2 separate regions of the Mus musculus genome follow, and region 1 is linked to region 2. Evidence: chromatin loops called from intact Hi-C (ENCODE). Cell type or tissue: left cerebral cortex. All regions are shown on one strand. Each heading gives the region's core, and the rest is flanking DNA. Links, peaks and the distances in the headings are about the cores only.

Evidence for each region. Hi-C counts contacts between places; a loop is a spot of excess contacts. Peaks named below come from ENCODE experiments on the same cell type or tissue, not always from the same donor. Only the 100,000 strongest peaks of a DNase experiment are listed, where the experiment ranks them.
Region 1: it touches region 2 in a loop (5-fold over the local background); 2 of 42 quality-filtered maps call a loop at or near these places.

What each region holds. Positions count from the first base shown.
Region 1 is chr11:81,960,684-81,976,020 of GRCm38, reverse strand. Gm11419 (a long non-coding RNA gene) reads right to left here and starts at 7,796. Exons shown (of 6, transcript XR_003949730.1): 1 at 7,666-7,796; 2 at 1-7,228. It also overlaps a transcript of Asic2 not described here. In left cerebral cortex, for the core only: CTCF peaks have their summits at 3,785 (motif pointing left) and 6,751 (motif pointing right); DNase peaks (open chromatin) are centred at 8,954, 9,197, 9,815, 10,150 and 3 more places; H3K4me3 peaks cover 3,958 bases; H3K27ac peaks cover 3,625 bases.
Region 2 is chr11:81,662,406-81,677,742 of GRCm38, reverse strand. It overlaps a transcript of Asic2 not described here. Among named protein-coding and RNA genes, the nearest start is that of Gm11418, 83 kb to the right of the region's middle. In left cerebral cortex, for the core only: a CTCF peak has its summit at 5,841 (motif pointing left); DNase peaks (open chromatin) are centred at 7,093 and 8,171; H3K27ac peaks cover 339 bases.

The sequences.
Region 1 (15,337 bases), core at 2,730-10,729, 300 kb before region 2:
TGAAATAGCACATCCCAATGTCATGGCTTCCGAAAAGCACAGCCCTGTGTCCACAGTGTATTGAATAATGAGAGGATGCCTTCACTCACTGGTCTCTTTCCACACTGCTCTAGCAAAGGAGTCAGACCCAAATTAATAAGCTGTAGATCCTTAATAACTCAATCACTTCATCAGACAGGAAAGCAAGGACACACCCATGTGCATCTATCCGCACAAAGAAAGGGTGGGGTGGTTTCTTCTGATCTTTAACTGGGACTCCTATTATTGTGACAGACCCAGGGATGTCATAGAAAGAACATTGTCATCTTAGGCCTGATCATCAAACTGGTTAAGACCTTCATCTCCCATCTCCAATCTCCCCCCTCCCTCCCCAGTGCTTCCTGTTGATCTCTTATGGGCTTCCCCCTAGAGCTGTGTCCACAAGCATTCTCAATCAAAGCTCTGTGGAGCCAATTTGGGTTGGGAGAGGGCAGTAGGAAACAACAGTAGCAGAGTGCAAACAACCTGGAATCTGGAATGGAGTGAGTTAATTGGAGCTTAGGGCCCTTCAGCTCTCTGAGCCTACAGTTCCTTCTGCTATGGAAGTCAGATGCGATAATGTCTGTTTGAGTATGTCATCAAGTGTGAACAGAAAAGAGATGTTAGCCAGTACCTCATCCAACAGGTGAAAGATCCTCATGAAAATTGAGATCATGTTTTTGGCTCTTGTTTCGCTTTGCTTTGTCTTTATTTCTTGGAGCCCTATTGCTCTCTAGATGGTCCATAGGGCTACTTCCCCATGTAGCATCTTTACATTACCACATTATGAATTTAAAACGGGAGTCATGTTGACTTACAGAAAAAAAAAATAAAGCTGAACAGAGATGTATTTCTCCTTTTTCCCTCGCAGTCCTGACCTCTGCTTTCTTAAATCCCCATTTCGTTATGCTGTTTTCACTCGGCAGTTTGAAAGAACTAGAGAATACATGAATCAACTTGACACGAATAACACAACTACTTACACAGAAGATACAGGATGCAAGTAAGTGCAGGGGCTCCGTGCTTTCTGATTTGGGCATGCCTGTGGGCTTTTCAGGGTACAGAGTGCTGAATAAAGATGGCAGGCAGGGTGGGACACACACGGGTGCAGGAGGTGCTGCAGAGTTATGGCTGCAAAGAGGATGCTCAGTAGCCGCTGCAACCCCACATGCAGAACACAAGGGGGAGAGGCAGCTCCACTCAGAGCAGTGGAAGCTGACTCCACACCTCCTCTCCGCTACACACAATGCTGGCTCACCTATGGCCAAGGTGGTACTAATAAAGTTTTTGTTGAAAACCTGCTGTGGATGGTTGACTTCAGACCTGTCTGTGCTCCCCCCCCCACTCCCCCTTGTGCGTGAGACAATTGGCTCTAGGGATCAACTGACCGAGAGAAAACAAATAGTCATGGTTTCTTTCTTCTACTTTCTTCCCAGGGGACAGAAAGGCAGAGACAGACTAGGAAAAGGTCTGTACAATGAGTATGAAGAAAGGAAGCTTTGAGACACAAGCCAGAGAGGGGACAGCAAAGGGTGGCATAGACTTACTTCCCCCGTGAAGGAGCCTGAAATCACATCAGAAACCAGGGCCTCCTGATGTGGGTACCTCCCTACTGCTGGAGCTTGCTTTATTTATATGAGCGAGGATACCTTTAAGCAGGTGCTCTAGATTAAAGGCTTTCGGGATCAAAGTAGCTGTGGTCAGACATGGTCCCAAAGCCTCCTTTGAGAGTAGTGGAGAGGAAGGCAGCCCACCCAGGAGAGTCCAGTTACAGGGAGATGTGTCTTGTTAAAGTAAACAAAATCAGAGTTAAAAGTACTAATTCCATACTACAAGGCAAGGGTGCATTTGAAACGGATTTTTGCTTATTAAAAAAGTGCCTGAAGGGCAAGGCACAGTTTGAAGTTGTGAGCTACATAGCTGTTTTCACAGTAGCTGCTACTTACTGAGTACCCACCTCCTGTTTACACAGTTTATTTTTGCTATCACCATCCTGTGGTTAGGGTGGCAGGGGCAGGAAAGTGGAAAGGGGCTTGCAGGGAAGCCTTGGATGTCCATTCACACATGCAGGGAAGGCAAAATTGCTCTCCGAGGGGGCAGACAGGCGGTGGTTTCAATTCCTCAGTAGCCCCAGCTCTCAGCTACACTCACGTGCACAGATTAGGAAGTTGGAAATAACCGGTGTGCAAGGCCTGACATCAGGCGTTTTCCAGTTCAGTGACAGCAGCTGAGTCTCTGGGAGCAGTAAGGGATAGAGTCATGGTTGGAAGAGCCTTTACCTCCCCAGGACAGGCCCCAGGTCCATAAGAATGGACGAGTCCCCACTTCCGTAGCCTCGACAGCAGAGTGGAGCCAATTCATCACGTGTCTATTGATTTCATGAATTCCTACAACCTGTTTCAATACACAGCCCCCAACCAGCCAAGCAGCTGGGGAGGGGGCAGAGGGGAACCGGCTGTCAGGGTCTTTCTAGGCAGAGGGAAATGCGGCAGGAAATGGCACAGAGCAGTTTGGCAGGGCTGGTAAACAGCAAGAGCCTCTATCAGGCCCACACAGTTGGTCTTGCGTGATGTCTTAAGCTGCCCTTCACCACCTACAAAGGCAGCCAGCCCCACAGGGCCTCAGCTCTACAGACCCTGAAACTGAAAAGTCGATTGGGAGGGGAAGATTGTGTCTGACAAGTGACAGGTGATCCCCCCAGTGCCCTGGCCCTACCCTCATCCATACTCCAGCAGATAGTAACATGGGGTTAATGACAAGAATTTCAGGTTCCAGCTCATTTTTATCCCATTAGCTGGGTATTTATGATTTGGTCAAGGCCAGTGTCAAATTGTAGCAGCAGCAATAGTAGCAGCAGCAGCACCACCAACAACAGGAAGTCCGAGGAATGAGTTAGCACAAATGAAGAAAACAACACAGAGATGTTCTATGGTTTCCTTAAGGCAACACAGCAAATTAAACCTATCCCAGTGCCAGGCCAATTGGCAACCAAGTCCCATGGGTCTACTCTTTCGAAAAGGTTTCTTTAGTTTTCACCTGGAGAGCAAGCAACAGTAAGTATGGTTTTAAGAAACTACTCTCTTGGAGCCAGAGATGGCTCATCCGTTCAGAGCAATGGATGCTCTTCCAGAGGACCCAGATTTGATTCTCAGTACCCACATGGAGGTTCACAGCTGTCTGGAACTCCAGGCCTAGGGGATCTGACACCCTCTTCTTGCTTCCAAAGACACCAGGCACACACATGTTGCACATGTACACATATATACAGGCAAAACATCCATATGCATAAAACAAATAAATACATAAAAGAAAGGACTCATTAAATGCGTGGCTTTGCTTCACATCTCTCCCTGGTATGCCCTTCATAGAGAATTATTTGCTAAAAGTTCACAGAAGAGAAGAAATAAAACTCGTTGCTGTAAGAGTTTGTTTATAAACCAGTCTGCTGCAGGGCTATGCTCGGGTTAACCTTTCTTACTGCCATGAGGAACCAGGAGGAAAAGTTGCACAAGAAAGACATGGGAGTTTGAACTAATAATTCCATCTGCGTGTTAGAAAAGAACACATTTTTTTTTCTAATTATGGGTGATGGCAGCCACTGCCAGTATCCAATACACGTTAAGTAGCAAATTAGCTTAGGAGCTGATTACAGGGCCCACCCTGTCTAACTCTGCCTGCCACTGTCTTCAGGAGCAAGAGAAAATTGCACTCTGCCCAGAAGCCTCCAAGGGAGTCACATTTAGGGCAGGCCCTGGGGAAGAGAGCGCCCCCTCCTGGTACCTCAGAGCAGCAACAGAGAGAGATTCATTAAAAACATCCATTCATTTGTTCTTAAGCAAATAAACAGATTTTCCAGAGCAAAACTCTAGGATTATGGGCTAACAGGGGGTTAAATTGCCCAATTTTCACATGAATTTATCTGAAAAGCTTTTTTTAATGTTTAGCTGCGAAGTGCACAAAAAAGACCATAATTATACACAATTAGGGCAGCACCTAAAAAACTGGGCCAAGTAGACCTACTCTAAACCTGATGCCTGTCTGCCTAGAAAGACCCTGCACATGCCCCAGAGCTAAGAAAAGGTAATGGGGATTTGATTGATGCTGCAAATGTTTAACAACTGAGCTCTACAAAAGCATTTTAAAGAATAAGACAATATCTAACGTTTGTGCACAAACCACAGTGTTAATTACAAGAGATTCTTACCAGCCAAAGAGGGCCCTTAACAAGAGCCGTGCAGGAACACTTTTATTAGCCATCTTTTGGAGTAACTAGCACTGTACAGAGAATGGTATGGTGGCATCTCTGTAAAACCACTGTCCATCTCTGGTCCTCCAGTTCTGTGCTAGTGCTTCAGTGGCATACATTGGCATCTGGTGCAGGTCTGTGGGCTGTCTCCTCTAGCTCAGACTTCCCTGTTTCAGCTTTCAGCGATTAGACCACAGGACAAGTAGCCCTTCTCAGTTTCTTCTGTGAAATGGGTTCAGTGGTGCTCTTGACATATGACAAATCCACAAGAAAGCCCAGCACAGAGTCCAATGACTTGCAATGAAAGCCACAATAAGTACCTTTATCCTCTGGTCTTCCACCCATCCTATAGTGCCTACCCTGTTTGCAAGAGTTAAGGAGACCCTGAGATCATCTTTGGGCCATGCAAAGGAAGCAGAAGAGAAGGCAGCATTATGTTTGACTTTGGCTTCCAGGTATGCAGTACCTGAGGCAAATAAGACCCTGGTGAGCTTTAAATGGTTCCCCAGTCACCTGAAAGAGAATAGCAAACATCGACAAAGCACCTTCTCCCAGCATTGACTGAGAGTGGCTGACTGCTAAGTGTCTAGCTTGTATAAACGCATCATAGCTTTATCTCATTCCTTTGCCATTCCAAAACTCCACTACTGTGGAAGAGGGGATATGAAAGTTCAGAGCCCATTAGGCACTTCCTCCAAGGTCACAGAGCAGAAGGAGGCAGAACAGATGGGGGACACAAACTCCCAGGTCTGCATGAGTATACACCATGTGCCCCGTCGTGCTTGTGACTGCCAATCTGATATGGGGTGAAAGAGGCATGAATGGGCACATATTGGGGTGGGGTGATGAGATCTACTGTAGGGTCTGCACACATGAAAAAATGTGTCTGAACAGAGAGAAACTGACTCCAGGAGAAGAAGAGGGGAGGTGACAGAGCCTAGCACAGGTAATGGTTGGTGGGGAGGGGGCAGAATGTGGCAGGAATTATAGCCATTGTATCCAGCTGGACACAGATGAGATTTGATGAGATCAGAGCTGTTGCACAGAGCTGTGCATCTGCACAGCCTTCGCTTCCCTGAGCTATGAGGTTGATCAATGGTGGGATGTGAATTTTATTCTCCTTGTTTCCCCCAAGCCAACGTAGTATCTGTAGCAGAGTTAAAGGGGAGTTTAATGCTTATTAATTAGACTGATGAGCCAAAGGTTGGTGAAAAGAATCAGGGAGTCTTCCGTATGAGAAGCCTAGATTGTAAGAGCAACAAGGGTTGTCGTCTGACCAAGAGAAAGAAGGCAGGGCATCTATACATGTGAGGAAGTGGTCTCTGTGTGACATATGGAGACATAGCGCAGGGGCAGGGGGGTAGAAACACTTTCCTAAATTTGGGATGGGGAAATTTGGGCCTGCTTTTAAAACCCTGCTTCAGAGGTGGACATACCCAGGATGACGTCTCAGCTCTCACTTCACTGGTCCTGTGATTAGGACACAGCAGTTCATTGTGGCAGGCCTGAGTTTTCTCATCTGTTGGATGGCAATAAAACCAAGAGTATTCACTTCTCGAGGCGACTTGGTTTTGGTCCTCCTGGTTTACAAGCCTATGCCCTGTTGAGACCAGGACTCTGGGTTAGCAAAGGCACAAAGCTCCTCCCATCCAGTCTTGGTCATTTGCCTTCTGTCATGTCTTAACATTCCTGACTGATAAACTACTGAGGTCATGCTCCACACGCATGTCACCTCGGACTGCTTTCTGGGAACTGTCTCAGTGGATCTGGCTTAGCAGGAGGCTGGATGGGTCATAACATCATTGCAGAATGGCCATCAACCTAGAAGAGGATGATCCAAGCCACCCTTTTCTCCACCTTTTTAAGCCTGGCATCCCCTGAAGATGCCAGCTTCGCTCTCCAAGACACTTGCCTCCATGTGGCTCTGTCCCAGCTTGGCCAAGTGGCTCAAGTTGGCTACTCTAACTTTTAATTCCTTTCACTATGATGAGAATTTATCCCTGATGCCAGCCACTTGATCCTTGGCAAGGGGCAGGCAAGCAAGCCACACCTATCAGCCAGCAGGGACCTGACTTACAAGGGATTTTCAGGAAGAGGGAGGTGGAAGACACAGAGAGAGCCCATTCTCTCTCCTACCTACAGCTCCAGCTGTGATTCCATCTGGCAAATCCTGGGACAGAACACACACACACACACACACACACACACACACACACACACACACACCTTGAAAGGAATGGAATTAAACCAGTCCTACAGGGCACCCAGCTGTCTTCCTTTGTTAAACACAAAAAGTCCTGGCAGACATATGGGGGTGGGGGTGGGATACTTGTTGCGCTCTCTCTCTCTCTCTCTCTCTCTCTCTCTCTCTCTCTCTCTCTCTCTCTCTCGGGTTCCTATGGGCACACTGATTTTTCTATCTCTAGAAGGGCTTCTCTCTACTCTGAAGTGTCCCCCTCTAGCCTGCAGAGGGAGACCCGTGGTTTTAAAATTGCTCCCTTCGTTTTCATCATCTCTCCCATAGAGACCCCTCATGGATGTGACCCTGGAGCCCACATTGGTGCAAAACCCCTTGCCAGCATCTCACTGGCCACATGCAGTTAAGTATCCACTTTCCTGCCATCCATGGGGATAGGGGGTTAAGTTCTCCTTCCTCTGGGAGTAGCTCATTACGTGGAGTAGAAGACCCCCAGCAGATTTTTTAAAAAAGGCTAAAAACTTTCTCCATGTCCCCAACCCCTATCGGTCCTGCTCCCCTGCACAAGCCTCTCCTCCTTCTAACAGCCTTGCCAGAGGCAGGCCAGGGAGAAGGGCTCGTTTTGAGCCCAACGGTCTTCCTCTTTCTCCGGAGGCTGGAAGCAAGGAGCCCACAGAAACCCCCGCATCCTTGCTTCTCTCGGAGGCGGAGCGCAGCGTCCTCTCCCTCGGCAACAGCAGCCGCAGCCCGCAATTGGAATTCTGTCCCTAAAGGGAGGCCGGAAAAGAAGAGAAAGGGAGGATGGAGGCGGGCAGCGAGAAGCAGCGGCCAGGGTCCCATACATCCCGGGAAGAAGCTAAGCGTGTTGGCTGCTAGGATGCTGCGCCGCGGCGCCCCACCGCACTGCATCAGCGTGGCTGAGCTGACATCCCCCCATGCTTAACACGGGGCATTATGCGCTGGTTAACAGGATCCGAGCTGCTCAGCGACTTGTTTTAAGCATTTTCTCCCTCGCTCTCGCTTTTAATCTTGTCTCTAGTGGCGTGTGTAGGGGGGAGGACTTTATTTCCATTGGCTAAGCGCTCCCTTCCCACCCACATCCCTTCCACATCACCTTGGTGTCTCCCTAAATAAAACCAGCCCTCCTTATCGCCTGGAAAAAATCAGGAGCTAGAGTTTGAATGGGTTTTATATAAACACTCACCCCTGTCAGCGTGTGGCCAGGCTCTCAGGATAAACTCCCAGTGTCTGGCCTGATGCTTGCCTGGCGATCTCTGCCTTGAATGCCAAGGTTTAAGCAGAATTCAGAGCACTGGGAACTCTTCCCTGAGATCTGATCAACCTGAAGCCAGTTGCAGAACTGCACAGGGTCCCGATGGACCTCAAGGAGAGCCCCAGCGAGGGCAGCCTGCAACCTTCCAGCATCCAGATCTTCGCCAACACCTCTACTCTCCATGGCATCCGCCACATCTTCGTGTATGGGCCGCTGACCATCCGGCGTGTGCTTTGGGCAGTGGCCTTCGTGGGATCTCTGGGCCTGCTGCTGGTGGAGAGCTCGGAGAGAGTATCCTACTATTTCTCATATCAGCATGTTACCAAGGTGGATGAAGTGGTGGCCCAGAGCCTGGTCTTCCCAGCTGTGACCCTCTGCAACCTCAATGGCTTCCGGTTCTCCAGGCTTACCACCAACGACTTGTACCACGCTGGGGAGTTGCTGGCCCTGTTGGATGTCAACTTGCAGATTCCTGACCCGCATCTGGCGGACCCCACCGTGCTGGAGGCCCTCCGACAGAAGGCCAACTTCAAACACTACAAACCGAAGCAGTTCAGCATGCTGGAGTTCCTGCACCGGGTAGGCCATGACCTGAAGGATATGATGCTCTACTGCAAGTTCAAGGGGCAGGAGTGTGGGCATCAAGACTTCACCACAGTGAGTACTTGGCTTTCAGTTTGCTCTTGTGTTCACTCTTCAGTAGAAGTGGTGTGCTGGTGGCCTTCTGTTTGTCTTGGGATCTCGGCTATGCAGGAGAGAGGGCGGAGACCCAGCTGAAGGCCAAGAGGGTAGCTGGTTCGAGTTGTTGGACCTATTTGTAGAATAGGTTACCTGTCAGATGGAGTACTGTGGTCCTTTCAGATTGGAGAGCTACAGGGGCTCGCTGTTGGGGGTCACTCCCCCAGGTGTGCTGAGTTGGGCTTTCCCCCAGTCAGAGGGAAGAGGCCTGGGTTATCCATTGTCCAGGATGCTTGATGTCCGAACCGTGTGACAGAAACATCTTGTCATTGGTGAGATGGCAGCCTCTCTTCTCTCTTTTTCTCTCTCTCTCTCTCTCTCTCTCTCGTCTCCCTCTCCATTTCTTCTCTCTCTCCCCTTTATCTGTGCTCGGAAGTGGCACCAGGCTCTGTCTGCATCGTGTGGGCTGGGCTGGAGCTAAAGCTGTCACAGGAGGGGGTGTGGGGCCCCAGACAGTCTGAATGACTCCCGTGTCCATGGGAGCTCACTGAGCAGGTGATGCTGCAGAGGTGTGGAAGGTTCTTTCCTTCCTTTGCTTGCCTGAATTGTGTGGAGAGGAAAAGAGCCTCCGGAGGCTCCATCTGGTCCTCCTGCAGGCAGGGTGAAGCCACGGAACTGTCCATGGTACTACCGTAGGGAGGCCAGTCAGGTAGAGGCTCCTTTCTAGGACGGACAGAGAGAAGACAGATGTGATGAGGTGGTCCCGGAGGCTGGCTTGTCTGAGCGCTCTAGCTTGAAACTCGAAGGCTCGTTTTCTCTGTGTACAATTGCCTCACAACGTGGGTGCGGGAGGAGGGAGGGAGGAGGGGGGTGAGCAGCTGTGGGATTGGAAAGCCTGGGGCGGGGGGAGTGTAGAGTTGAGTAAAGAGGAGGGGATGTGGCTCATGTTCAGGATGAGTTTGCCAGAGGGGGCTGAGAGGGAAGGACGGGAGCAGATCTGTTGCCGCTAGGGTTCTTATCCCAATTAGTGAACTGCTAGGCATAACTTGGTGTAACAGGTCAGACAGCAACTGCCAGCTCTTCCACACTGCCAGGCAAGTCTGGGGTATCAGGAACTGTGGGACCCTTCTGCAGTGCACTGTGTCTGCTTTCCCCATAGCTTCCTGGGGCAGTGGGGAGGAGAGTGTCAGGGACTCAGAGCCTTGAGCCTAAATACAGTGACAACTTGGGGATGGCAGGTGCAGCAGTCATCGAGAGAACTGGACTGTGTTGTCAGCACTTGTCTGGGGGTTCTGCCTCATTAAGACATCCCCCCCTTTCCCATAGTGCAGCCCTCCCCACCCCCTCTCAGGGCCACCTGCCTCTCACTCTGAGGTTCTCTTTATGCTCCAGCCAGTCTCTGCCTTCAGTCTTTGCACTTGCTGTTGGCTGTATCTCATTCTGAAAGAGCCCAGAGTGCCAGGGGCATTGCCTCTCACAGCCTGTGTGCTAGAGCTGTTTCCTGGGGGAGCCGTTTTGTATTATTATCCCTTTTAAACATTCCAAGGAAGAGCATCGCCAAACCTATGGCAGCGTTTGCTAAAGATGAAGCCAGTCTGAGCCGGAGAAGGAAGCTACCAGCCCTTCTTAAAGGAACAAACAGGGTCCTAAAATACGTCATGCACAAATGATGTCTGAGGGGCCTTGGGGGGAGAATAGAGAAAATGCCTCGTTCTTGGAGCCCGAAACCATTGCTGTGTTCCAGCCCTTGCTTTCTAGTGCCTGGCAACGCTCAGAGTCATTGCTGTACTGTGTAGCTTAAGAGTGCACTCAGCTCTTCCTCTATCTGCCTGCACACACATGAAACCCACAGATGGCAGATGCAGGGTGTCTCAGAGATGTTAGACTGGGCAGCAGACCCTGGGCTGAGTCTTTAAGCATCCTCACACTCCTCATGATGGCATGACTGACTGGTAGTTCTGCTCATACCCCAGTTCTCTTTAGAAGTAGAGCCTTGTTGATTTCAGGCTGCTTGTTTATATTTGGTTCATCATTTGAATTGCTAGTATTCCAAGCAGCCAAAAGTCCAGTTTTAAATCCTAACTGGGACTTCTGATCCTCTGAAACACTGAATTTGCCTGCGGATAAGGTCTATTCTTTAATTAGTGGCACACACTATCTGTTAATCTTAGCAAGTCTTAGACTCATCTGTTTGAATGCCCACCCTTGGACTGACCCCTCTGTGTGTAACATCTCCAAGCATTGAAGAGATGTTGGCCCTTGGTGTTCTCTTCTGTCTGCTCAGGATGTCAGGATGACACCCACTGTAGGTGCTAAGAATATAATCCTCAACAACGGGTGACAGTGGGCACCCATGCTGACCCTCTGCTGGGGATAATATGATAGGAGACATGTCCAAGACCCCACTCTAAGGAGTGAACCTCTGATGTACCTTTGTGTCCTTTGGGCCTTGGGTATAGACAAGCTTTACTTGGGCTCTCACATCCTCAGTGAGACTATTAGAGCCACTGTTGGAGAAGCCAGTTTCCCAGCCTCTTCCTTCCTTCACTCTCTGGAATAGCCATTCCTCTCTAGTGGGCTTTCTTTCAAGCCCTGCTGTGGGTTTTGACACAGTGCCTACCTTCTTTCTCAAAGCAACCATGACTGACTTATTAGAGAATTTAAGTGTGGGGGAGGGGATGTCACAGGTGGACAGCTCTTTTTCTGGATCCAGTTTTCCTATAAAGCCCAGAACATCATCTCCGGGGTGAATGCTGTAGCACAAGCTTCCTTATTCCAAGTTCTTAGCTGCTGTGCAATGAAGTGTGTAATACCCTTTAATTAGTGAATGAGCTGTGATTCTAGCAGAGTGAGCGAAGGCTGTTCACGGAGACTCAAAGTCCCCAGGAAGCCAGGTGTGGAATGCTGAGTGCAGAGTAAGCAGGCGTGCTCCCTGCCTATGCAGATACATTCTGAGCCTTTGCCCAGGAACAGTCTGGCTTCAGAGAGGTTTGAGTTTCCTCCCTGGTGAACCAGAAGAAAGATTTGATTCTGGGCCTTCTAACTCACAGAAGCTGACCCTAGTGACCCAGAGTAGAAAGGGGATGAGGTAGGAGGTGATAGAGGTTGTGACTCTGTGGCCCGAATCCAAGGCCAACATGGTAGGCATGGGTTTGAAGTCCTTGCCATCCTTGTTTTTTTATTTTTTTTATTTTTTATTTTTTGTCTTCTTGCATGCTTTCTACATGGGCATTCGCTCATCTAACATTGACCTCACCAGCGGTGTTGTTGGAGGAAAGAGCATTCATGATACTATGTGAGGAAGCCTTTTATGTCTTTGCCAGCCACATGGCTATGAGATGAGATGCTGAGCGCATGTGTAAGGGGCTCTGCCTGCTTCCACTGTTTGCAGGGATCAGATTGATGAGGGAGGCTGCAAGGACATGGGCAGGGAGATGGCAGGGGAGCACTGCTTTCTCTGCCTGGAGCACTAAGTGAAACTCATCGTCTAGAGAGGGAGCCGCTTCGAGTAGAGGTCCTGTCAGGAGCTGACTACTGCTGCCAGGTGAATTCCTGTCATTTGTCATCAACATGTGACAGGGCCTTATGTTGCTCCTTTGCCTGATCACACTGGGGTTCATCTGTGTTCAGGTCCAGGAACTGGAACGACCCTTCCGTGTAGCTTGTCCATCATTGTGAGTATTTATTCTTTAAATGTGAGATTTTTCTCAGGAAAGGCCCAGTTTTCTTTTCTCACTGAATGGATCTTACTACCCTACAGCATATAACATTACAGAGATGGTGGAGGTTGAGGCCGACAAAGGTTGTGTCTTTGTTTTGTTTTGTTTTGTTTTTTGACAAGGACACATGGGTCTAATCATATCTCACTACATGGGAGTATGTATCTGGAAGACGTGGAATTTGAGAAACCATCTGAACTGGGATTCCAACTCTGTGGGGTGTGTGTGTGTGGTGGGAACTAGTGTTAGTTTGCTTAGCTCCAGTTTTCTCATCTCTGAAGTGGGACCAGTAACACCCAAGGCTCAGCTGGGGGAGTAGCTTGCTCTGAGAAGGACTGCTAAATAAACTTGATCTGTAGTCTGGTTCTTTGGACTCCACTCTTCCTAAACTTCCAGCCCGTGACAGCAACTTCAGAGTACAGGCATCTGCTATGTTCTCTGTTCTCGATGTTTTCAGGGCTTCTCCTTTTGCTGGGTACCCTAATGTCTCTTATTCTCTGGTTTGACTTCCATGTTGTCTCTCACACTTTCCAATTCACCTCCAGGAAGCACACACACCATGCTATGGCCTCTAACATGGGTCAGGTAATCTCTGCACCACAGGTATAGCTTTTCTCACTGTGCCATATTTGTGCTTGTCTATCAAGCAGGACCTATGGTGCAGCAATAATCCAAGTAGACTAGGCCTGTGCTGTCACAACCTAGCTCTATTCCAGCTAGTCCAGGCCTAGTCTCAAAACAGCTTTTGCAAATATTATGTCAAGTAGAGGTTAGGTCTCCCCAACCCTGCCAATACCAAGCAGAGCCTCACTGGGTGAGTGGTTACTGTCTATCCCTTAATTTACTCATTGTCCTAGCTCATGGGCCTTTCTCTCTCTCTTTTGTGCCCTAGCTCGTTGTGTCTTTCAATGCTACTTTACCTTTAAAGTCCAGTTTTGTGTTAACTGAAGCCGTCTCCTTCCACAATATCACCATCTAAATTCTCCTCTTTGTCTTCTGTCTTCAAAGCATCACATACTTTACCTTCCCTCTGTGTAGACCTGACATGATGCTTTTCCTTCTTAGAAGCATGGAACATTGCTGCTAAAAAGGATCTTGGGGATAAATGGACTCAGCTCTTACATTTTAAACCACTGATAGTTTTAAAAGTGTTTTCGAGTTGATAAGGAAAATGTTGAACCTATGATGTGAAACATGATATTTTATATACATACACATACACACACACACACACACACACACACACACACACACACACACACACACACATATATATGTATATATATGTATATATATATGTATATTACTTAAACGTAAAATGGTTGTATTAAGTACATGCTTTACCACACATGCTTATCTCTTGTGTAGGTATGTGTATGTATATTGAGAACACACAAAATCTATAATCGTTTTGATTTTCAAGTATATGGTATATTGTTATTAATTGTATCACAGTGTCAATAAGTCTCTTGCACTTTACATCTCCTGAAATTTTTTGTCCTTTGATTAGCATATCTTTAGTCTTCCCCTTCTCCCATCCCAGTGTCTGGTCTCCATTGTCTTACTATGTGTCACTAAGTTTAATATCTTTAAACAATTCCAAACATAGGGCTGGAGAGATGGTTCCGTGGTTAAGAGCACTGGCTGATCTTCCAAAGGACCCAGGCTCTATTCCCAGTACCTATATGATGGTCCTAACCATCTGTAACTCTAGTTCTGGGAGCCTGATGCCTTCCGCTGGCCCTGTGAGTACCAGACACGCATGTGGTGGTGCACAGACATACATTCAGGCAAAACACTAATACACATTTAAAAGGAGGCTGGATAATTGGGAGTTCCAGGTCATCCTCAACTATGCATTGTGTTTGAGGCCAGCCTTGGCTACATGTGACAACAGCCTCCTGCCAATATTTTCATTCATCTACATATTCTGAAGACCTAGAACTTCTTTGCATATAGCTCTCAAAATATGTCCTCAGAGTCTGTGTTAAGTAGGTTTAAAGCTATGGATGTAAGGTGACTGGCTAATATGGGGCAGAATGCACATCTTTCAGCCTCTCTGGCATGTGTACCTGGGATTTTGTTCAATCTGGGGAAGCCCTTATACTTCCTGGTTATAAAATCAATCCATAGTCACTAGAGAAAGATGGGAAAGAAGGGGCAGGGGAAGGAATGGAAATTGCACCCTAATAACCTTATTATATAACCACATGTAATATTTTGGTATTTTGAGGGTATCTCCTTTCAGCTGCATAATTTTTATAGACTTGTGCTTTACTGGGCTGGTATCATGCATCAGTGTACATGGTACAACTTATCTTGGTCCCACTGTTTCTTCTGTGTTTGTTATGATATACTGGAAATCTATTCTTGCATGCCTGAATGAGACCCACCCCGATCCTTAGTGAGGCCCAATTGTGGTACTCCTTATACGACTGTCTACGCTGTAGTCCTGAGCTCACAGGTATAAGTCCTGATTCCCTGCCACCTATAAAGTCTGGACTGTATGTCAAAACGATCTAACATAACAGTAATGTAAATTAGATGAGCTTAAATAGTCTTGGAGGCTCAGGACCTGTCAGCCTTTGGCATGGTCTGGAGAGCCAAGCTTTGCTGTGCTGGTCATGGGGTTTCCATGATGCCAGCCTCTGGCTACCATGTTCTGGTTTGTAGACTGGTAGGTTGTGAGCTGTCTGGGAGTAAATCTTTGGGGGCATGTTGCATCTGTGCTGCTGTGCTGATGGGGTGAGGCTGTGATTGGGAGCTCTTAAGATGACTCATACTGTCTCCTTGGAGAGAAAGCTGCATAGCTCTGAGCTAATGCCCAGTAACTTGCTGGGTGGATATATATTTCTCTGCCTTCTTCCTTGGGAATTATTTTAACCCCCCTCCCCATAACTGTTGATCCAAGAGGAGTCTTGACTTGGTAGATGAAGAGTTTGCTCTGTAACTATGAGGACTGGAGTTCAAATCTCTAGAATCCACATAAAAACCAAGGTGGGCATGGGTCTTTCTTCGAATTTCAAAACCCAGTAGGTGAGACAGAAGATCTCTAGAGCAAGCTGGCTAACTTGACTAGCCATATCAGTGAGCTCTGGGATCAATTGAGAGACCCTGACTCAATGACTAAGATAGAGAGAGATTAAGAAAGCCTCCCAACATCGACTATGGACCTCCACATGCATTCACATCCATGTAAAGCATAC
Region 2 (15,337 bases), core at 2,443-10,442:
TTTACACTCTCTGCGGCATTTTGAAGCATTGAAGTAATGATGCATAGTAGAAAGAATGAATGAATGCCAGGACAGTGACTCACACTGCATTCTTTCTTTCCTCCTAGCTAGCTCTGCATCCTGGGGTGGGGATATATGTGCCTTTTTCATACTAGTAAAATGAAGAAAATGGCTTATGTGAACCCTTATGTTACTAGCATTCTTCCAGCGCCATGAGTCCATCTTCACCAAGGGAAATCAGAGCTAATAAACTCAAAGGTCAGGCTATTGGCTCCTAACCATAGTTGGAGGCTGGGAGTTGGAGTCAGTAGAATTCTGATTATAGAAACCGACTGAACATCCAAAGAAAGAGAGCGCTTTCTGTCTCGTTTATCACATACCATGGAAGTGGTCATAGCTAGGCTTGGGGGCAGGGGGGGGGACTGAAAAGAGGCTATACTTTTGCACTCTCTTTTGGACCACCGTGTCTCCAGGATGTCCAAGACAAATGTTCTCTCTCTGCAGGGAAAAGTGAATGGTAACCTTACTAACTGCATTTCGCCCATCTAATCAACTGAACTTATCATTTAAAGCTAAAAGCTTAGGTTCCCCCAAAGGGAATTACCATATGGACTGGACACCTCTGCAGAGACCCATTATAATTCAGCATTACTTAATGTACCATTAAAGTATCCGTGTACTTAATGGCGTTTTGTTGAGAGTTGAGGTTTTCCTTGAGTTGTTTAAATTGCTTCAATCATGAGTGACTTCCTGAATTAAAAATTAAATGGATTTTCAAGTATTTAATTAGACATATCTATTACCAAAGTGGAGGGAACAACAGAAATTTACCTTAGAAGTCTTTTATTTAAAGGACTAGAGCGCATCTCCAATGGATGGGTATTCACTGGTGCATTTCGATATAGCTGCCTTCTGGGATGAAAGGGTAGTGTTCTTCTGTGGCTCTCTTTTTGGCTCAGCAGACTCAGAAGACATGTTAGCCTTTATTCTTTTGCAATCTTTCAACGTTTATGAAACTCCCCCCAAAAAAACCTCTACTATGAAATTATAAAACTGATGGAGAAGGAGGGGATAGAGAGAGGGTGACTGTGAACAGTCAGTCAGAGCAAATGGAGGGTCTTGAGAGGTGCGCAGTGTCCCCTACTCTAATGGTAGAGAGTGTGTCTTGCAGCTCTGTGGGAACAAAAGGGGCCTTTCTCATCCAGGGGTAAAGATGCTTTAGTCAGACTTTCCTTTAGGAGAATGTGATAAGTGTGCATCTCTGCTGATCTGAGGGACCCTTGGTGGCCATCTCCTTCATCTAGTCCACAAAGGGTACACTCCCTTCCAGTGCCACTTCCAATAGCCAAGTTCAGCCTATTGTTTCAGGCTCCTCTCGTACTGATTTCCCTACTTGCTGCCTAAAGACACAAAAGCAAGGCTCCTCAAACTGTATATTATTTATTGTCACACTTTATAAGGAAGGAGACAATGGATGCAGGAAGATCAAGTATGTGGAAAATTTAGCCGAGTTCCAGAATCATATAACAGCAGTAGCAAGTGTTAACTAAGGACTTATGTATTAGAGAATGTGCTGTTCAATAGGCGGGCAGACAGACATATAAGTGTCATCAGCATCATGATCATAATCCTCATCACTGTTCTCCCCAATTCCCTCAGGTAGATGTCATTAGTATTATCAGTTACCAATGCTGGACTAAAGACATTGCATGATTTGCTCAAATTCAAATGGCAACTAAATATGGGAACTGACATTTGAATCTGACTCTATGACGCTTCCTTGTAACTGCTACTGACTCTTCACACACACACACACACACACACACAGATGTCAAAATAAAGGACATATAGTTGCTAATCTCAATTATCTCACAAAAAGCAGGACGAAATGAAGTTCTTCTGCTAGACAGCAGAATATAAAGGGTCAATAATGTAAATTCTAATCTGTGTCTCCAGGAAACCTGACAGTATTTCTTCAGGTTGCTGATAAATCACTGGTAGAGTTCAGAATTGAACTGGGATCTATCTATCTATCTATCTATCTATCTATCTATCTATCTATCTACTATCTATCTATCTACCTGTCTATCGATCTATCTACAACCTATTTATCTACCTATACATCTATCTATCTACCTATACATCTGTCTATCTATCTATCTATCTATACATCTGTCTATCTATCTATCTATCTATCTTTCTATCTATCTATCTATCTATCTATCTATCCATCTACATCTTCATTCAAGCAAGCATCAGAATTATGCTCAATTCTTTCAAGAAAATTGCATTCTAACTATTTCATGGCTAAAAAGATTACATTTATGATCAAAGATTCTATTTTCAACCATGATGCTTGCAACAGAAACATCTCTGAAACTGAAGGAAAGCAGCATCTTCCCTGCCATGATCCAAGGCAAGGGTAGAGAGTTTCCCAAAGCTTATGTAAACCTAGGAAGAAATAGCATCCACCCATTCCCCATGCCCCAAGCTTAATTGTCTCTGGAAAGAGCATCACCTCTTTTGTGTCTGTCCCTTTCCACTACAAGTTAAAATAAATGGGGGTGAAGAGCAAGAGTGACTGTAACTGTTGGCTAGTTCAGGACCTGGGCTTATTCCCATCATTTCTCTCTCAGACCCACCATGTGACACTGAAGCTGGGAGGGCAGTTACCTTCATGTTCATGAATATTAGAAATTTTTTAAAAAGTCGAAAAGTCTGGGAGGATTTTCCTCAGTTACCTTACTGCAATAACATAAAAAATGAAGAATGTGAAGAATTAGTGGTTTCAAATTTCCCCAGAGCTCCAAAGACAATTGACAGGTGTTGTGGGTATTATCATCATAGCTTGGAGAACTGAATAGCCATTCATGGATCATTAGCTATATGCTTGGTTCTGTGTTCTCACAAACAAATGCAGGTGGTAGATATGATCATATCTAATATAAATGATAAAACTGAGGCTCAGAGAGAACTTGCAGCCAGGTCTGATAGGTGGCTAGTAAATGGTCTGTTCAGAATTCTAGCCTAGTTTTATTTAATTCTCTATTCTATGTTTCTTTTATGTTTCTCCACCTTCCTGGACAGGTAGAAAACTAGTACCCGAGTATCTACAACCAACCCAGGTATTAGGCTGCCCGCTGAGAAAACCTTGATGTCGATTGACTTAGCAGCCTCTCAGGGACTTTCTCCCAGAGAGGATGCACACACATGAAGCCAGCCAGAGCTGTTGTTTATCAGTCATTGTGAGTAAGCATGGCTGGTAATCCTGAAGAGGAAATGAGTTTGCTGATGGATATGTTTCTAGCCTGACTTGGGGATGGATAGAGGATGTACTAATCTCTTCCCACATTTGGTTAAATATCACTGAGCCTTGTGCAAATTCGCCTTGGGAAATGGGCCTAGCTCATCTGTTCTTTGTTTGACTTGCAGAGACACCTGTTGTCTCTGCTGCCCTTACTGCGCAGGCTTCTCTGTGGGATGAGCACACTCAGGGCTTCCCAGATCTGCCTATCATCTCCAGCCCAGAAAGCCAAAAATCTTCAGAAATGGACTGAGCCTTGCTTCTAGGAAAGACTGAGAGAAGCTGTGAGGAAGCCCTAAAATTATCTCCCCACATCTGGAAGCACACGGAGGAGAAGGCTCTGCTTACAGCTTGATACGTATTTTGAACAAGACTGAAAACTCTCATCTCGCTGCAGACAGTCAACTAGCCAAGATGTCTGGGAGGTGGGATAGAAAAAGAGTAGTTTGCAGTCAGTTAAGGGAAAACAAAGTGCTGTGTGCAAGAGGATTGAGAAATGGCTGCAGAATTGAGGTTAAGATGGCATTTGACTAGGGTCTAAAAGCATCCATATCTACCCAGTATCCTCCCAGTTTCTCCCTATTAAATCCTAAAGGGGCAAAACACACAAACACAAGGGAACTTCCTCAGCAAATTCCTTCATCCAAAGGGTTTGCTCTAAAGCTCACTGTGGGTCTGTAGGCAGAACTGTTATATATTAGAGGCAGCCTGGGATCTAGCTTTCAAATTTCTTATGTGAAAGACATCCCAGTTAGCCAACAGAATTATGATGCAAGCCAGTCACGTATTTTATATTTTCTAATAGTCACATTAAATGAAGTAAGAAAGAGTGAAATTGCTTTTAGTAACATATTTTATTTAGCCCAACATATCCAAAATATGTCAACATGTAATCAATTTCAGCTAATGATGAATGCAATCAACTCAAGAGAAATTATTAATGGGAATCATTTGCATTCATTTCTGTGCTCACTCTTCAAAATTGGGTTCTCTACATGGCTCGACTTGGTTTCCAGGGGAAATACCTGATGTGCGTGGAGACTTCATAAAAGTGACAGCTGGAACAGCAGCTTTACAAACATCCTAAAAATCATCCAACAAGGGCTGGAGAAATAGCTCAGTGGTTAAGAGCAGGGACTGGAGTTTGATATTCAGCACCCATGCTAGGCAGTGCACAACTGCCTGTAACTCCAGTGCTAAGGGATCTGACACCTCCTTCTGGCCTCTGGGGGACTCCTGTGCACCTCCACGGCACGCACGTGGGCGCACACACACACACACACACAAATAAAAATCATTCAACAGGTGAATCTAGTACCAGCTTTTGAATTTAATGTACATCGGGCAATTGCATGGACCACATGTGACAAGTGGCTTTAACACTAGGCAGCTCAGGTCTCTCTCACTGCCTCTTACCTGACACAGCTCAGGTGGGACACAGATTTGGAGTTCCTTGAGAGTATGCGGCAAAGGGAATTGAGAGGCAGCAGTTCTCAGCTGTAACTGTTAGCTTTCCAAACCCTGATCCTAGAGACTCAGACAGGTTCTCTCCAGACCATCTGCAGCTTCTTCAGCACCAGACGAAACAACGATGGCACTGTCCATTGTGCTTCTATCCTGTGTTGCAGGTGTTGATGATTCCTGTTACTTTCTTACAGGACCCAGGACCACCAGCCCAGGGTCAGCCCTCCCACATCTATCATCAATCAAAAGAAGACACCACAGACTTACTCAAAGGCCAGTCTGGTAGACATATTTCCTAATTTGAGGTTCCCTCCTCCAAGATGACTCTAGCCTGTGCCAAGCTGGTGTATAATTAGCTGGCACATGTGGTCGTGGCCCCAGTGGAAGTAGATTGTCTGCTCGACACCCCAGAAACTGGTCATATCCAGAACAGCAGCGTCAGTAAAGACCATTAATGCAATTATGTCTCAGCATAAATGGGTTGCCCGTCCATGGTCACACTTTCCTCAAGCCCTCAGAGGCTGGCTTCACGCGGCGCCCAGCATCCTTGTGAGCTCTAATGGGTCTGAGCTGTGTTCGTTGGGCAGCTTGACCATGAGCAGCTGAGAGAAGAGGAGAGGGTGACCTTTAAGCTAAAGGTCAACTTGAAGTGCTTTTTATACTCCTGACTGCTGGCTAAATTGTATGGGCATCATCGCAGATATGAATGGGGGTTAGCACCTAGCCCCTTGCTCCCTTCCTCCTTGAAACTGAGAGGCAGAGCATGTAACATGTGACCTAACAGATTCTCTCCCCATCAGCATGATGCTCTGCCTAAGGAAAGCTGAACCTACTTGGAAGATGCCCAGTAATGAGGCAGTCTAAAAGGCATGGAAAGTATGCCCAGTTCTAGGCACTGTGATTCATCCCAAACTAGAGCAAATACATTGCAGAGGTCTTTCTAGGAAAAACAAAACAACAACAACAAAAACAACAAAACTGGAATGGCAGGTGAAGGGAGGGGCAGGAGATGGGAATGGCACCAAGTAATGTCTACTTGGTAGTGATTGTAACAGCACCATCTAGAGGTAGCTTGTCTTTCTTGTCTTAGCTCTTCTGACTATAGGTTAGATCACACCTTCTTGTGGGACATCCTATGTATAGGGGCAGCATATTTAGCAGCACTTCAAACTTGACCTATAAGATCTCTCCAACCTCACCTTAGTTGTGATTGTGTACCTCCTGGAAATTACCAAATGACTCCTACAGTATTCTGGTTGCATGTACTTTAGAGCCACAGTGAACTTAAAATCCCAGCTTGCAATTCACTATACAAATAGCCTAAGATGTCTTCTAGACCAAGTATTTGGTTCTGTAAAAGGAAGCCATAATGTCTGCTTTATACAGTTGTTATGGGATGCCAGTGATATGATAATGCAAACAGTTTGTTAATAATATAAGCTAATTGGTTTAGGTGAAGAGTCTAGGTTGCATTTTTAATCATTAGAATAGTCTATTTTATAGTAGAATATTACTATTCACAGTTGGAAGATTATATTCTTCCAAAGTGGCTGCAATAATTCCAACTCTACCAGATCTTCTCAAAATCTTATTTTCTCAGCCCTTAAATCCAAAGGACATTTGTGACTTCCTTGAAGACAATGGAGTGGAGGGGTCTACATACCCTCAGAGGCTAGAGTGAGACAGATGTAGCCTTTTCTCGCATTCAGTGTTTTAAGTCAATATATAGATGTGTTGTTCCAACCCTGAGTTCAGCCTACACACCAGACATGAAGTTGAAGGAGGTTTCTGATGGTGCCACAGCCTTCAGGGTACCCTATTGATCAGAGGAGAGATTGGACAATCCTGCTGAGTCAGGCCAAACTTTTGGATTCTTAAGCAAAATGAAGAGTTTAATTAAAAATATAAACAACAAGTAGTGTCGTGTTAAAAGATTTTACATTTATTTATTCATTTATACACATGTATGTGTGTGAGTATATGGGGATTGTGCCTCCTGTAACACATGCATGCTTCTCAAGGGTGGCTTTTCTCTTCTTGCCAAGCAGGTCTTAGGGATCAAATTGAGGTCCTCGGGCTTGATAGTATATATGCTTTTATCCATCTAGTGAGCTTACCAGCTTGTGCTGCATTGTCACTAGGTTTTAGATGAGCTTCCCAGACATAAATAAATAGCTATGCCAACCCCCTCAACAGACTGGAAACTGACTGAGGCCCACGGAGTTTCTAGAGACTGTGAGGATCTAGGCTAAAATCTGAACCAAGGATTTACTGTCTCCAAAATTGCCTTTGCATTCCTTTGATGATTCTTCTTCCTGAGAGGGAAGCCATTGCTAAGTAGGCAGCCACACCCATCTAAGCTGTGCGCTGCCTCCTCACTCTGAATTCAGCACAGCTGAAGGCGGGGGAAGAGCAAGACATGAACAAGGAGAGAGAGAGAGACTCAGAGATCCTGAGGCTGCAGAGATCCCCACCCACCCCAAATAAAACCTAGAAATACAAAGAGGCAGATCACACCAGGCAAGCATCAAAAGGACACATGAGCACTTTAGGGATGGATGCTCTTTGGGGAAGGGTGCCCTGACCAGCTGCCCACAATGCCGGACAGTTTCTGAGAAACTCTGTGCCCAGAGCCCAGTGACATCAGTTCCTCTGGGAGGTGATGCGGGCATCACTATTCTTAAAGCTTCTGGTGTAGTCTGCTCTGTAGCCTAGTTGGAGCATCCTCCACTGGGGAGGGGAGGGTGGCAAGGAGGCTGCCCTTGGGCCAGCATCAGCTCAGCAGCTGATGTCGAGGGCACAGGTTTGCAGAGCCTGCAGAAAGATTATCAGAAGTTGATGTTTCTGATTTGCTTTATGACTCTGTGAGGTGAATTAAAAATCAAGCCTCGTCTAGCTTCAAGTGAAGATGAAGATTCAGCAAATTCAGAGACTGGTTAAAGGCTTCATTAATATACTCTGCCAGGGATGTCATTCAATGCCCTGGCATGAGTGTAGGCCATTGGGAGTTTTGCCTCTGGTGCAAAAGGGTGGTCTGAAGGGAGAAACTGCCCCTCTCTAACTCGTGGATAGAGAACATGAATGGCTATTCCCTTTAATACTATAAAGAAGTGGTAGGAGAAAATTCTTTATCAATGGAAATGATTGGAATATTGACGGGGTTAAGCAGATACACAACATACCACCACAGGTTGGGCACAAAAAGTGTGGATTTCACTCATTTCCCTCCCTCCGTGATCTCTGACTTTTATTATCCATCTCCTTTCCCCCTCTACTTTTTAAAAAAACACTTCCATGTTTTGGAACATTTGGAAATAGGAGCAGGTGCCTTGGAAAGCAGCCTATTGAAGTGCATCAAAGAACCCTCTCCATCTGCCCACGTACCTTCAGCTCTGTCCTTTGGGGAGCTCCAACTCAGGAGGTAACTCCTCCATCACCTGCTCTGAAAGTCATCCCTCATTTCCTCCATCTGTGTGGGAGCCCTCTCCACTCTGTTCCCACAGCCATATGTAATAACATTCTCCCCAGTGTGATAATGCTTCCCTTGAAATACGTTCTTCTCCGTGCAATAGCATCCTTTGGACTTTGGTAGCCTTATCCATCTCTATTTTTCACAATAGAAGATGACCCTAGCCCTGGACCTGTCATTCTGTAAGCACTGAATGTGAAGTCTATAGAATGAATAATTTAGTAGACCAGACACATAGCTCCTTTGCAAGCCTCAGTTTCCACTTCTGTAAGTAAGATGAAGAAGCATTGTAAGGGCAATGCTGTTCTGCGTGATCTCTCTATAGAGCTGAAAAGAGCAGAGGGGAAAGTCAACCCAAACAGTTAATAAACTAAAGAAATGACAACATGTATGCCGGGGCATAGATGAACATGATATTTATAGGATCATATCAGCATACCAAAGACATTAGCACAGAGATGTGTCTGATGTGTTTATGTGTATCTGTGTGAGTTCCCTTAAAATTCTCATAGAAGCCCATGAGTGATTAATATTACCATGCTGTACCCTCGTCCCTATATCTGCGATCCTAAAGACTCCCTCCCACCCACTTTGGCTTAGTCAGCAGGTTGTAGAATTTTTCAGAATGACACCACCTTCCATTTGCATACCCAATGAAAAAGTGCAGCTCTACCCTTATTCCCACAGGAGAAGCCATCTAGGTCTTTTATAGGGACATTATTTTGTGGCAACCTTGTTAGCTGGCATTTATGGGGATTCAATCAATAAATTAGAGGCTGCTTGGAGTGATAGATTGTTGGCTCACATTTGCTTAAGAGCCCTGAGGACTGGAAGGCAAAGTGGGAAGTTCTTTTTATGAACACATACACACACCATCACTACCACCAACCACCACCACCACCACCATTATCTATAAAATGCCACTTTAGGAAGTAGTTCCTCTTGGCTTCTTACAGAGACTTGATGTGTGAGAGGCTTGTAGGAGTGAGAGGTTCATTCTTGCAGCTGAACTCTCAGCATCTTCAGAGAAGCAGTCTCTCAGGAAGAAATTATGGCGATGAAGCCCCATCCCTCTGCTCTTCTACCCTCGGATCAGAGAGGATTTTGCATTCAACATTTGGGATTTCTCATTTTTCCACTCAATTCCCAATGCTTTCTGACCACATTCCCCTTTGAATGTACCCTCTGGTACACGTTCCCTCCAAACCCCCTCTGGCCTCTCCAGAATGTTCACCAGCACCTTATTATTCTGTTCTCTTCCTCCCACAGCTCCTTGACAGGCAGTAGAAAAGATGGCCTTGAAAGAGCCTCTTGGCCCACTTAGACTTGGACATGTGCCGATCTTGACAGTCCAAGAGCCCTTTCCCGCAGAGCTGCTGTCTTGCTGATCTCTAGAGTCTGATGCAGTTTAAAAGGCCTTATTTGCTCCTGTGTGGCACTGCTGTCGTGACTGACATAACCTCAAGAGCAGCTGAACAGGTTGCCCTCATCCCAATGATCACCTAGAGGGGACAGTCGAGGCGAGAGTGCCACTACATATTTGGAGAAAAAAAAAACCTATAGCTGCTTGAAAATAATGTTAGAGTCGGCAGAATGCAAACCAAGAATGGGTCCCCATGAAGACCTCACCCACCTCTCTCCTCTGCCCTACCAGTCATCCAGACTTAGAAAGCTAGGAGGTTCTCAGCACAGTGTGGTGGTAGACTATCCGCTGCTCTGATAATACCACCTCTTAAAAGCAGGAGTGATGTAGCCAAAGCTATAGGACTTCTTTCTCACTCCTCAGTTCAGCAGTAGTAAAGAGGATCTCACTTCAGCGTGCCTAAAACATGGCCTTCGTGATGATACTTTGGTGCTGTGGGGTTTGTTTTTGTATGTTTGTTTTATTTTGTTTTTTTTTTTTATCAAAAGCTGAATCTGGAAACTGTTTTTTGTTTTGTTTTGTTTTCTCTTTTGGATCATGGATATCAGTGCTAAACCCCCGTTTTCAACTGAGTCAGCTTTTGAGAAGGTACATTTCTTCTAGCCCATTTCTGATAGCACTCCAGCCTGAGCTCTTTGCTGTCTGCCTTTTGGTTCTCTGTGTCCCTCTTTCTCCTCTTCTCTACCAATGTCCTCATGCATTTCAATGACCATCCAACAGTCAGTATATTATAAAGGTTTCCCATGGTGGGAACATTGTGGAAAGTACTCTGCCACACACTAAGCTGGTAGATCCTCAGGGTTTGCCCACTATGTATGCCACTGCTTTGGGTATCAGCTAGAAATAATATTAGCAGTTCATCATCCTTCCTTTCTGAGACCTGGAGGCCAGAGCCCCTCTCTGCTCAGTACTGGGGAGCCGGGCGTGGTGGTGCACGCCTTTAATCCCAGCACTCAGGAGGCAGAGGCAAGCAGATTTCTGAGTTCGAGGCCAGCCTGGTCTACAAAGTGAGTTCCAGGACAGGCAGGGCTATACAGAGAAACCTTGTCTCGAAAAACAAAAAACAAACAAACAAACAAACAAAGACCAGTACTGGGAAGTCCCAAAAGTCCTGACAAGAAGACGTACTCAACCAGATGTCATTTGAAGGAAGGGCACAGTGACTTTGAGAAGACCCAAATAAGGATCCTAAGAAGAGGGACTCTGACCTAAACCTGATCCAATATATTTATCTAATCAGACCATAGTGTGGTGCTCTCTCCCAAAGCTCTCTCAGTTAATCCTAGTACCTTCTTGAAAACATAGGAATTATTTCTGAAGTTCTCCTAAGCCTCCATGGGACCCTAAAATCTTGACGGTACAACTCAGGTCCTCTTCTCTGCACAGAATCCATCAGGGTTACCTTCCTGCTGCCAGCATGTGCTGAAGAAATGTGGACAGGTTAGTGCATCCTGCTCTCTGTGTCAGGCAACTCTGCCCAGCCTGGAAGTGAGCACACGTTCCCTCCAAACCCCCTCTGGCCTCTCCAGAATGTTCACCAGCACCTTATTATTCTGTTCTCTTCCTCCCACAGCTCCTTGATAGGCAGTAGAAAAGATGGCCTTGAAAGAGCCTCTTGGCCCACTTAGACTTGGACATGTGCCGATCTTGACAGTCCAAGAGCCCTTTCCCGCAGAGCTGCTGTCTTGCTGATCTCTAGAGTCTGATGCAGTTTAAAAGGCCTTATTTGCTCCTGTGTGGCACTGCTGTCGTGACTGACATAACCTCAAGAGCAGCTGAACAGGTTGCCCTCATCCCAATGATCACCTAGAGGGGACAGTCGAGGCGAGAGTGCCACTACATATTTGGAGAAAAAAAAAACATATCCAGTAAATCGTTCATGATATTGTCTGCTGTGTAAGAAACTTGACCTTGCAGTGAAGGTTTTTGTGTGATAATGGAGATTTTTGTCCAGGCTGAGGCAGGAATACAGAAAAGGGGAAATATGGATATCTAATTGTCATAGAGTGGAGGATGGTAGCTATGCAGATTTTCCCAAGTAGTGAATACCTGAAAATGGGTGTGGATGGATGAGGAATAAGCAGAGCTAGGAGCCATTCTCATGTACAGGAGAATGCAGGTCAGAGAGAACATGAACACAGGGAGTGCTAATACGAGGATTTTGGACTTGAAGTTTGATTCCAGCTGTACCCCTTCCTAGCCGATAGTCTCGGACAAGTTCCTCCACCTTTCCCATTCTCAGCTTAGTGGAAACTTCCCTAGCAAGTCATAGCAGTCCAGACCTTATGTTATGATGTATGTATAAAATCAAATCCCCCTGCATCATTGAGAATCCCAGGACCTGGGACAGAGTCTGCAGGAATATGTGCTGAAATCTCTTAGTGATATCTGCAAAGTACATAAGGGGAGGGAACAACAGAAGCATCAATTTTTTAGTGCTCCTGGACTAGTTCTAGTAGGCGCACACTACTATTAACTGATGGGTATTCAATGAGACTGTCACACCTGGACCATAAAGACATTTGTCTATCTATCTATCTATCTATCTATCTATCTATCTCTGGGAAGTTGTTTGTTTGAATGATCATTGAGCAAAGGGTGAGCTTCTATCTGACTTTCTTTCCTAGAAATATCTACAGTCCTTGTGAGCCAAGGCACCAGCTTCTTACTGGCCCAGTGTTCAAACAGAAGATGTCCAGAGTAATGGATACTGGGGGAGGAATGAGGTGAGCAGGGCCATGGAGTTAAGCAATGGGGCCTTAATGTTCTATAATTGCTTTTCCAATTGGCCTCCAGGTTGGAATAATCTCATTACATGAACTGCTGAACCTTGAGGCTTAGCCTGTGAAAATATTGTTACATGAATCTGTTCCCCTTCATTTAGGCTGGTGTTTCACACTCTTCCCTCCATGGGAATGTTCCTGGCTATCTCGAGACTGGGCAGGAGAATTGTTGATTTTTTTTAACCAACTTAATTGCTATTCTGATGTGCAGGCATGTGTATGTGTGAAGTTTGAGAAACTGGCCTTCCAATATGTGGTTTTTAAAGGCTGCATATCACTCCTTCAGTGCACCCTTACTTATATTTTTACATGAACTTCCCAGTCAGTCAGTCCCCCTTGCTTTCCCTACACCAGCATGGCAAGGCCTCTTTCTGTGCACAAGAAGACCCCAGGACTCAGCTGCTCCCAACAGTTGAACTTTGATACTTTAGCCCATTCCTCTGTGGCTTAGCTCCCCTGTCTGTCCCACGGGGTCATGACACCTACTCAAATGGTCTCATGGACAGTGTTGTAAGAAACAGATAAGCTCTGGAGTCATCTTTGAGGAGAAGGGAGGCAGGCTTTACACACACTGTAAGCCAGTGTGGTCTCTGGAGCAGTGTTCTCGGAACTGACTGCATCCTAGAGTCACTTGTAACTTTTGAGAACTACTGATACCTCCTGATGCCTGTCCCTCTCTGAGTGGGTCTCTTCTTGGCACTCTCATTTTAAAGAGCATTTTCAATTTTGGTTGTTTTTTTTTTCATTTTGCTTTGAGTGTTGTTGTTGTTGTAATTGTTGTTTAGTGGCAGGGTCCAACTATGTGGCCCTGACTAACCTGGAACTTTCTATGTAGGCCAGGCTGTCCTCTATCTCACAGAGATCCATTTGCCTCTGCCTCCCAACTGCTAAGATTAAATTCTGCATGTGACTTGAATGTGTAGCATGGTGTGGGACCACTAGATCAGACTGAGAGGTTTAATCTTGTCCTCCTGCAGAAGCCCCTCTGAATTCTGTGAAATTTCAAGTCACCCTCCTCCCAGAAATAGCTCAGGACTGCTTGTTCTAGTGCCAAGAACATTGTCTACCCTTTGCCCTCAGTGAATTGTCTCCTAATGAGCCATGAATGAGCTCTAAAAATATATCACAACCTGAGTTCTGAAAGTGTTTTTTTTCTCACAAATGCATGGAGTTAACTCACCTGTGAGAATTTTTTTAAAAGCTGATGAATGTCAAGGCTTAAAGAACATAACATCTCTTCCTTCTCAGGTTCTCCACCCTAGAAGTGTCAGGTCCCCAAAAGAGCTCAGTTCCTAAGTGGATGTGGAGACAGAATTAGCAGAATTAGCAAAAGGAATTCCAAGATGGATGTCAGATTCAGCAGGTGTGCTGTGATCAATTAGTGATGCCTGCTGTGTGCAATTTGGAGAGGGACAAGCAGCAAGCTAGCCATTAGTCTTTATGCCCTGAATAAAGTTCTCAGACACACTTACTAGCTAGGGTATGCTGGCTACCATCTCTTTCTCAAACTGTACATGGGCTTTGAAGCTAATTTGTTTTGACGAATCTAGTGAAACTCAGGATGGCCTTGAACTTAGTATGTAGTCTACACTGACCTTGATCTCCTAATCTTCCTGCCTCCATTTCCTCAATGCTGGGGTGACAATTGTGCACTACGATGCTCAGTTTATCTAGACCTGGGGATTGACCAAGGGCTTCTTGTATGCTAGACAAGGATCCTGCCGACCGAGGTGTATCCGCAGCCCTGAAATGGGTTTGCTGCCGTATCATGCAAACCTCTGAAAGATGTCAGTTCTCAGCATTTGAGAAGACCATGTCCATGTCTGATCACAAGCTCTGTGTATAAGGGACATATACTTCCTCGTAACTAAATGTGGGAAAGGTAAGGAAAAAGACTAGGCTCATGTCAGTTTTATATCCATACCCTCTACTCCAAAGTAGTTCTAGAAAAGGCACTGTGCCATTCAACCTGGAGCAAGACAGATGCAGTGGTGTTTAGAAGTGTGTGTGAGAGTGAGAGTGAGAGAGAGAGAGAGAGAGACAGAGACAGAGACATAGAGACAGAGACACAGAGAGAGGGACAAAGTGAGGGGGGACAGAGAGAGACAGAGACAGAGAGAGAGACAGAGAGAGAGACAGAGAGAGAGACAGAGAGAGAGACAGAGAGAGAGACAGAGAGAGAGAGGAGAGAGAGACACCTGGAAAGCCGTGCTCCAATGCGATCTCCTGATCCAGTTGTTGAGAAGCAACCACGTCACCTGGGTATCTTTTGCCTCCATGCTCACTCGACTCTGAGTATACCCTGTGCTGTGATTCAAGTCAGTAATTAGTTTCAGGGTCGCAATGACCCATGTATTCAAGACTAGACCAAGAAAGGAAGGGAATAAACATATAAGGGACATTCTGTGGCATGTCATCAGAAAATCAAAAGTGAAACAGTAACAGATATGTCTTAGTCGGGGTTTTAATTACTGTGATGAAACACCATAACCAAAAAGCAATTTATGGGGGGAAGGATTTATTTGTATTATACTTCCAGGTCACAATCTATCATCAGAGGAAGTCAGGACAGGAACTCAAGCAGGACTGGAACCTGGAGGCAGGAGCCTATGCAGAGGCCATGGAGGGACACTGCTTACTGGCTTGCTCATCATGGCTTGCTCAACCTGCTTTCTTGTAGAACCCAGAACCACCAGCCAAAGGATGGTACCACCCACCATGAGCTAGGCCCTTCCCCATTGATCACTAATTAAGAAAACACCTTACAGCTGTATGTATCTCAGGGAGGCATTTTCTCAATGGAGGTTCCTTTCTCTCTAATGACTCTGACACACAAAACCAGCCAGAACAGGATAGCACTGCATACCTCTACGTCATAACGTTGGCAACAGCAA